Regions from separate parts of the Homo sapiens genome. Here region 1 is linked to region 2. A link is a contact called in ENCODE Hi-C or POLR2A ChIA-PET data. All regions are on one chromosome and are shown on one strand. Each heading gives the region's core, a stretch centred on a gene start or an enhancer-like site at or near the end of the contact. The rest is flanking DNA. Distances are from core to core; before and after follow the strand shown.

Evidence for each region. Hi-C counts contacts between places; a loop is a spot of excess contacts on that map. ChIA-PET counts read pairs that join two places held with the same protein, here RNA polymerase II (POLR2A). Pooled maps may share reads with other maps.
Region 1: a loop to region 2 is called in a pooled map, with 7 times the contacts of the local background. The contact joins two enhancer-like sites. A Hi-C loop is called at or near these places in 7 of 50 pooled maps. POLR2A ChIA-PET finds 5 or more read pairs at or near these places in 3 of 52 experiments (OCI-LY7, activated B cell and activated T-cell).

The regions. Positions count from the first base shown.
Region 1 is chr2:111,155,896-111,159,982 of GRCh38, forward strand. The region is part of intron 3 of BCL2L11 (BCL2 like 11); the gene reads left to right. Among named protein-coding and RNA genes, the nearest start is that of BCL2L11, 37 kb to the left of the region's middle. Within about 2 kb of position 2,101, at least 3 of the 41 ENCODE cell types and tissues checked have a DNase peak (open chromatin) inside an H3K27ac peak, as active enhancers do.
Region 2 is chr2:110,815,136-110,818,780 of GRCh38, forward strand. All of the region lies in intron 9 of ACOXL (acyl-CoA oxidase like), which reads left to right. Among named protein-coding and RNA genes, the nearest start is that of ACOXL, 84 kb to the left of the region's middle. Within about 2 kb of position 1,741, at least 2 of the 41 ENCODE cell types and tissues checked have a DNase peak (open chromatin) inside an H3K27ac peak, as active enhancers do.

The DNA.
Region 1 (4,087 bases), core at 851-3,350, 340 kb after region 2:
CTGAATGAGACAAAGTAGAGTTGAGAAGGTGACTTGCAGACTGATTTTGATGGAAAGAATTTAACGTGTCATTACATTAGCATTTTCCTGTGCTCTGTATGAATTTGAAATACTTATATGCTCTCCTTCTTGAGAAGTGAAATCCCCAGTGCTATCTCATTCTTGTTTTTATAAATGGTAGTCACTCTTCTGTGAATAATGTACAAAGGCAAGGACTAAAGTTTAGCCTGCTTGGTAATTGCACAAACTGAACACAAACCCAAACGTGTGTTCTCAGCGTACTTTGGAGGTCTTCATTAATTGAATGTTGGAGTTTAGTAAAAGAAGTTGCTTTCTGTTACTGGCTGTGAAAAGAGTCGTGGAAATCTGCACATCAGATATTAAATTCAAATTAGACCTAACTCATGCAATGATAGGTTGCCCCACACTTCACTCACATGAGTTGATAGAATGTCAGTTTTCATAACAAAAGCAGTCATGAGGAGCTTAGATAAATTGGTACCTGCCATTGATCAGTGGCACGGTTTTCATTCAGGTTCAGCAAGAGTTTTCCTTAAAGCTGGAGGAGGCAGCTCAGTGTTTGGGTTTAGGAGCCTTTCTTTCCTGTCTTAGACTACCCCGTTTCCGTCCCAGAAGTACAATGGCCAGAGGTGATGAGCTCCTTGGTTCTTCCCCTCAGACTTTTGGGAGAACATGTGGCTGGGATTATGTGGACTATGGATTGCTGGTTTTCCAAACAAGCGCGTTCTGTTACTCGTTGAAGCCAGAGTGTGATCTCGTAGGAAAACACGACTCACAGAGAAGTGTGGGGACTTTGGGGTCAGACCTAGAGCCCTGACTCTACCCTTAACCTTTAGGAGGCCAATTGTCTGGTCTATCCCTTAGGCATGTAGTGGAGATTAAGTAAGAACATTTAGAGATGGAGCTAGAAAATTCTTATTATCATCTGTTATCGTAATTCTGTTTCCTCTCACTTTGAACTGTAATTGAAACATTTTTCAATGGGTCTTCGGCGTTTAGAAAGGGAGATGCCAGGAACTCTGTTCACCTGTCTATCTTTTAAATACTCTGGAACTGCTTTTTAAACAAGTTGTGTGTTTGACCCTACTGCACATGCTGTGTCTGGGTGTAGGCAAATATGAGATGAGGCTGAGGCACTGGTGTGTGTTTAAATGGCTGGATGGGCATCGGGCTAAAGGACTTGTGCTTGTTTGCACCACGTGTGAGTGCTCATCTGTTTGGCAGGTGCCTACACCTGCAGGGCTGCCTTGCAGCTCTGGATCAAGGCCATTAACACATAACCATGAGGAAGGAGATGCAGGTGCCTGGAAGGGGACTTCAGGAGGTCTAACTGGGGTTTTTTTTAAATCTCTTGAGGAGGAAATGAAGATGCACACAAACTAAGGCTTGGCCCTGCTGCAGACGTTCAAAAATAATAAGCTTCTCATATCATCCTTCACTAGACTTCTACCACCTGAAACAAAGTGGAGAGGTTTTAGTTGTGGTTAAACTATGTTACGTCTCACTTAGCTTTTTTCTGAGGCTGAAACATTTTGGAACAGTGTGTTTCTTCTCTGAATCTAATATTCCAACTACTGGTGCCTCACACAGATGTCAGAACAATCTGTCTCTTCTCTGTGGTTGGCCATAGAACAGTGACGATTTCAGAAGTGGCAGGTGGGAGTTGTTCCCCAGTTTAGCCAGCACCAGGTCTGGAGTCTGACAGGCTAGAGACCTACCAAGTGGAGGGCTGTGCTGTGCTGCCTGAAGAGCCTCAGTGCACAGCCTCACCTGGACATTCACTGGAGAAGAGATTTGTGTCACAATAAGCCTTAACTATCATAATTTCTTTGAAATAGTGTGTCAAAAATAGGATAAAAGTTTGGTTTATGCAAATGTAGTTTTTATCTGACTTCTGAAGACCACATTGTCACCATAGCAGATCAGCTGCAGCACCCATAGCTTTGCAACGCTAGGGGAGAGTGCTCTCCTGGTTTGGGGTGAAGGTACCATGCATCTGGGAGGGAACTTCCTAGTGCCCTTTCCCCAGCTGTGGTGACATCAAAGTGCAGCAGGCACAAGCTATGCAAATATCCATGTTGCCTTGGTGATGAATAGAAAGTGGATTTGGTGTTGGGCAGTATTGTAGCAATCTCCTCTGACACCTGAAAACAGCATGCATATGGAACCAGTGCTGAAATACCAGCTCAGCTGCCGTTTGACTGTGGTTGTTGGTCTGAAAGTGGAGAGAGACCAGATCTTCCTGAAGAGCTCCACATCATGCTCAACTGTGTGCTGGGCCTTTTTCTCTCTGACTTCTGTGTCACTTAGTTGCCAGTTAAAATGCTGTTTAGACTGCTGGGTTATGAACGAGTCGTGGAGTGGTAGTTCTAACAGAATCAGGGGGGTGACTCCTAGTTCCATGTCCCACCCTGCCACCTCAGTGTCCCTAAAGATGCCGTGACAGCCCCTGGGTATTCTCAGGCTCCTGGATGTCCATCCCAGGCCCTCTCTTCTGCAGCCTGTGGGGATCAGACACCAACCAGAGAGACTGCTTCCTCAGTTGCCTGAGCCTGGAGCAGAGATTCCCTCTGTCCTTCCTGGTCTCACAGTCCAAAATTCAGCCTCCTATTATATATAATGTATAATAATTTATAGTATATATATAAACACTTAAATATATATAAAAAATAAGTTTCAGGACATCCTATACATTTACTGTTGAAATTCTGTAAGAAACAAGTTTTTGAGTAAGTTAAATTCCTCTGCATCTCAGAGTTCTATAGGTATACCTTGTTTTTGAATGCCTCTTAGAATTAGGAATTGAGCTTGCTTTGATATGACAATGAAATTGTCGTTTTTCCCTCGTTGCTCTGACTGCCAGGAAACTCTTAACTAAACTGTGGCTCTCTTACAGCACATCTCACCCCTGGTTCCCAGGATAACTCCTTGATGTCATGTCTGATCTCAACCTTTTTTTTTAAATTGTGTTACACACATTTGCGCTTTCTTAATTTAAGTCCCCTTTGAGCCATGCTATGTCTAGGTCTGTGTTGTACTTACCGAGTCCTTGGGCCCAGTGGGTGTCAGCCCTGCCTTTGGAGCATGGATGAGTGGGCTGTATTCTGAGCTGCATTGTAGGAATCACTTAGTGATTCTCAATTCGCACTCCAGAACCTCTGTGGCCTCAGCTCAGCCTGAAACAAGGCCCCTTTCAGGTCTGAGGAGCAACGGGCCCTTCCCAGCAGAGGCACAGGCACAGGCACAGGGTGTGCGAGGAGGGAAGGTGCTGGCCTGAAAGCCCTCGTTTAACTTCTTTCCTGCTTCTGGCATTCCATCTTCATGTGGGCCAAGAGTACCCATCCTGTCCTGCCACTGTCTTCAGCTGCACTTTGAGTCACTTGCTTGACCTCTGTAGTCACTGGCTGCAAAACAGCATAGGGAATGCTACCCTGGCACTCAGGGTTGTTGTGGGGACTGAAAAGCATGGGCTAGGTTATTTCATTTAGTGGTGGCCATGGCAATTCTTCCATCCCCAAGCTTGGGCACACAAAGTCCAAAGGCCTGGAGTGCCCTAGGCAGCTTTTCAAAGGTTCGACTCCTCTCACTGTTGGAGAGTGAAGCTGAATCCAAAGCTGCATTCTATAGTTGTCTGCTGTTCAACCTGACCAGTTCCCTGGGGCCAGGGCCTCTATTGTTTTCCAAGCATCTGCTTCCCTGGACTGAGCAAGAGAGTGGTGTTCTGTGATTATTTTGGCATTAGAATGTCATTAAATTCCCTGACACTTAATTGGTCGTCCCAAGTGTAAATTGAAGATGCTTCTGCCCTGCACTTAATGTTCCTCGCTGCAGTGGCAGCTCCAGCCCCTGGCAAGGCAGCAGGAACCCCACGCTAGGGCATTCCTGTGGTACAGCTCCTCCCAGGTTGCCACCCAGATGAGCTTGTGCCATCTGGTGTCATGGGGACATGTGAAGAACTATTTAGGAATTCCCTGTTGAATGCTCGACACCGTCTCAAAGGGCATTGTTCATATCTTCAGAGAAAGACTGCTTAAGTCTATGCTGAGGAACTTGTAGACACATAATC
Region 2 (3,645 bases), core at 491-2,990:
GTGCTGAGCAAAAGGGGTAAAAGCCCCTTATAAAACCATCAGATCTTGTGAGAACTCACTCACTATCATGAGAACAGCAACATGAGGGAAACTGCCCCCGTGATTCAATTACTTCCCAATGTGTCCCTCCTACAACACATGGAAATTATGGGAACTATAATTCAAGATGAGATTTGGGTGGAAACACAGCCAAACCATGTCAATCACTATAGTAGTAATATCTTCAAGCTTCTTGATCATTTTGTCTATTGTATGAAATCTATTTCATATTCTCCTTTGTTAATTTGTATTTTATTAATTTGGCCTCTATCTGATGCTTGTTGGTTTATTTCTCAATTTGTACAAAATCCAAGTGAGGTGCCTTGAAAACTTCAATACAGGGACCTTAGAAGGAGGGGATGTTTTTCATATTTAAAATGTATGTGCTGCCATGTCTGTAATAAGGAGCAAAGTCCCCTGCTTCTGTGAAGATATGTGGCTTTTCCAGATTATTACATGGTTTGCAGTGGGGAGAATGTTGCCTGCATCGTAGGGACTTCCCTCTGGATCAAGCTTGATCTGAGTTTGGAGAGGCAGGAACCGAAGGAGGTAAACTGAGGAGCAGGCATTCTCTGCCTACAAGGTTGGCCCTGAGTGGGGTGCCCAAGGGCTTCTGTGGAACTATATTTATTTGCCACTCAGCAAACTCAGGGGTAAGAAAGTCTTGCTTGGGGTGCCTCACCTGCAAGGCTGGTCACTAGGAATGTCAAGTCCAAGAGGACAGAACCTGTGTCTTCTTGGTCACCTCTGGATGAACAGGACCTGGTACTTAGTAAGCACTCAGTGAATGGACAGATGGATGATGGGTGAGTGGATGAATGGATGGAAAAATGCATGTATAGATGGATGAATAGATAGATTAATTGATGGATGGAGGGATGGATGGGTAGATGAATAGATGGATGAATGGATAGATGGGTGGGTAGATGAATGGATGGGTGGGTGGATGGATGAATGGATGGATAGACAGATGTATAAATGGATGCATGGATGGACGGATGGATGGATAGATGGATGAATGGATGGGTAGATGGATAAATGATGGATGGATGGATGGATGGATGGATGAATGGATGGATGAATGGATGTGTGGGTGGATGGATAGAGAGATAGATGAATAAATATAGTGGCAAAGGGGAAGGCTTATTTGGTAGAGAATAAGTCAGTCCAGATCACAGCTCTGTGGAGATTGGGTTTGGGTCATCTGGTGGCATTTAAATGTATTATTGGCCCTGGAATCATGAATTAAATCTTTAGAAAAAGAAAAACAAGCACTTTCTGTTTCTAATGTGTATATGGAGATCTTTTGGACTTGTGCACCCCAGGGTATTTTCAGCTGAGGCAGGTGTGTATCTGGGCAATGACTGTTTTGTTTTTATTTCCTGCAGTGCTTACTTGCTCCTTGGCTCACCCTTGCAGATTGCTCATGGCTGAGTCTCCTGGGTCTGATGACATTGTCAGTGTGACTGGAGTGCTATTCTAGGTGGATGATACACAGGTCCGGGGATGGTCTCCTGTTCTCTAAAGACAGCTGTGTAATAGGATTAAAGCTTCAGAGAGCAGCCGTGGCCTAAAGTATAGAGGAACTGGGTTAAGGGGAATTCTATCCGGGTGAGAGAAATGAATCTTTTACTCCAGCAATACAGACCTGGTTGCAGCTCCTCAAACAGGCCACCCTGGTCACCTCTGGACTCAGCACAGATTGGCCTCTCTGCCCGTGACTGTCCCTGTCTTCCTCTCTTGCTCACCCGTTGCCTGGGCATGGATGTGGCTTCCCTGGGAAAGCTTCCTGCCTTTGGGGCTGTTCTTAGTGCCTGGCTTATTCCAGCCCCAGGTGTTAACAGTCTGCCTACTTCTCCCTTAGCTACGAAAGGGCAGGAACTTCACACAGTGCGAGGCACACAGGGGGCCCTCAGTAGCTGTCTGCGAACTGAATTCAGCCCTGCACCCAGCCCATCACAAGCATCTTTGTTCTAAGGCGGTCCAGGAGGAGAGAAGGAGCTGCCACGTGCTGATGGTCTCCCGTGGGCTAGGCTCTTGAGATTCCATGTGTGTGTTCTCATTCAGTGCTCACAGCAACTCCACCAGGATTCCAGTTTCACAGCCAAGAAAACAGAGGCTCTGTGAGGGGAGGCAGCTTGGCGAGGCAATCACCTCATGTGGGGCAGTGCAGGGTTGTACACATCTGTGTCCCACTTGGATGACTTGAGGAATGACTTGAGGATTACGGAATGACTTGAGGGTCCCACAGAACCCTTCTTGCGAAAGACCCTTCATCTGGAGGCTGCACTGGAGAAGGGATGCTGGACATGTTGGAGCCTCAAAGTGCAGCATCTTCAGTTTCTTGAAACTTCTGTGCTTCTTGCTTGGGTAACTGTGCTTCCTCTGATCTTTGGGCCAACCTGGCCCATGAGAGATTCCAAGGATTTGAGCTGTCTCTAGGGTCATGGGGCAGCCTACATCTTGTGCTTGATTTTTCTCCAGGGATATCCTAGGTCAGGTAGTTAGGGTGATGGACATTGGCTCCAGAGTCAGCCTGATGAGTTGTGTTTTTCTAAATTAACTTTTATCTGGCAAGAGTGTTGCAGAATCAAGTTTTAAAAAATATTTGCATATCTCATTTCTTTGTCTAATTAGTGTTGTGAGAATGATGTCACAGTTTTCATGCTTGAATAAATAGCTGATGGTGTAAGGCACTAAGGGCTGGCTCACTGTGGCGCGTTCCCTTTCTTCTATTTGCCGTCTCGTCCAAGTTTTGTTTCAATCCATGCTCCTGACTTTTTTTTTTTTTTTTTTTTAGGGACTGATCTCATCAGCCAAATTATACCTTTTACTGCCATAAAATGCCTCCTTAATTTAGAGGATATGTTTGTCAATGTTGCAAGATAATTCCGAGCATCAAATCACTAGAGGTGCTGAGAGTACAAAAAGTATACTTGGCCGGGTGCAGTGGGTCATGCCTGTAATCCCAGCACTTTGGGAGGTCAAGTCGGGGGGATCACCTGAGGTGAGGAGTTTGAGACCAGCCTGGTCAACATGAAACCCCATCTCTACTAAAATTACAAAAATTAGCCTGGTGTGGTATGGCATGCGCCTATATTCCCAGCTATTTGGGAGGCTGAGGCAGGAGAATCACTTGAACCCGGGAGGCAGAGGTTGCAGTGAGCCGAGATCGCACCACTGCACTCCAGCCTGGTTGACAGAGTGAGACTCTGTCTCAAAAAAAAAAAAAAAACATATATATATATATGTGTGTGTGTGTGTGTGTGTGTGTGTGTATATATATATATATGTATATGTGTATGTGTGTATATATATGTGTATGTGTATATATATATGTGTATGTGTGTATATATATATGTGTATAAGTAGGTATATATATGTATGTGTATATATATGTATGTATATATATACTCTATGCCTATGCTCCATTTTAAAGTGGAATTTTAAAAAGACGGGGGATGGGGGAGATTTAGGTTAAATGTGACATGACCCCATTTTTACGTATGACCTTAGAAATCCTCTGGTTTATTCACTCCAGCTGGACTAAAGACATCTAAGCATTGGAGGGTGGAACATAGAAATTCCTTCCCTTGAGGGGTTTTC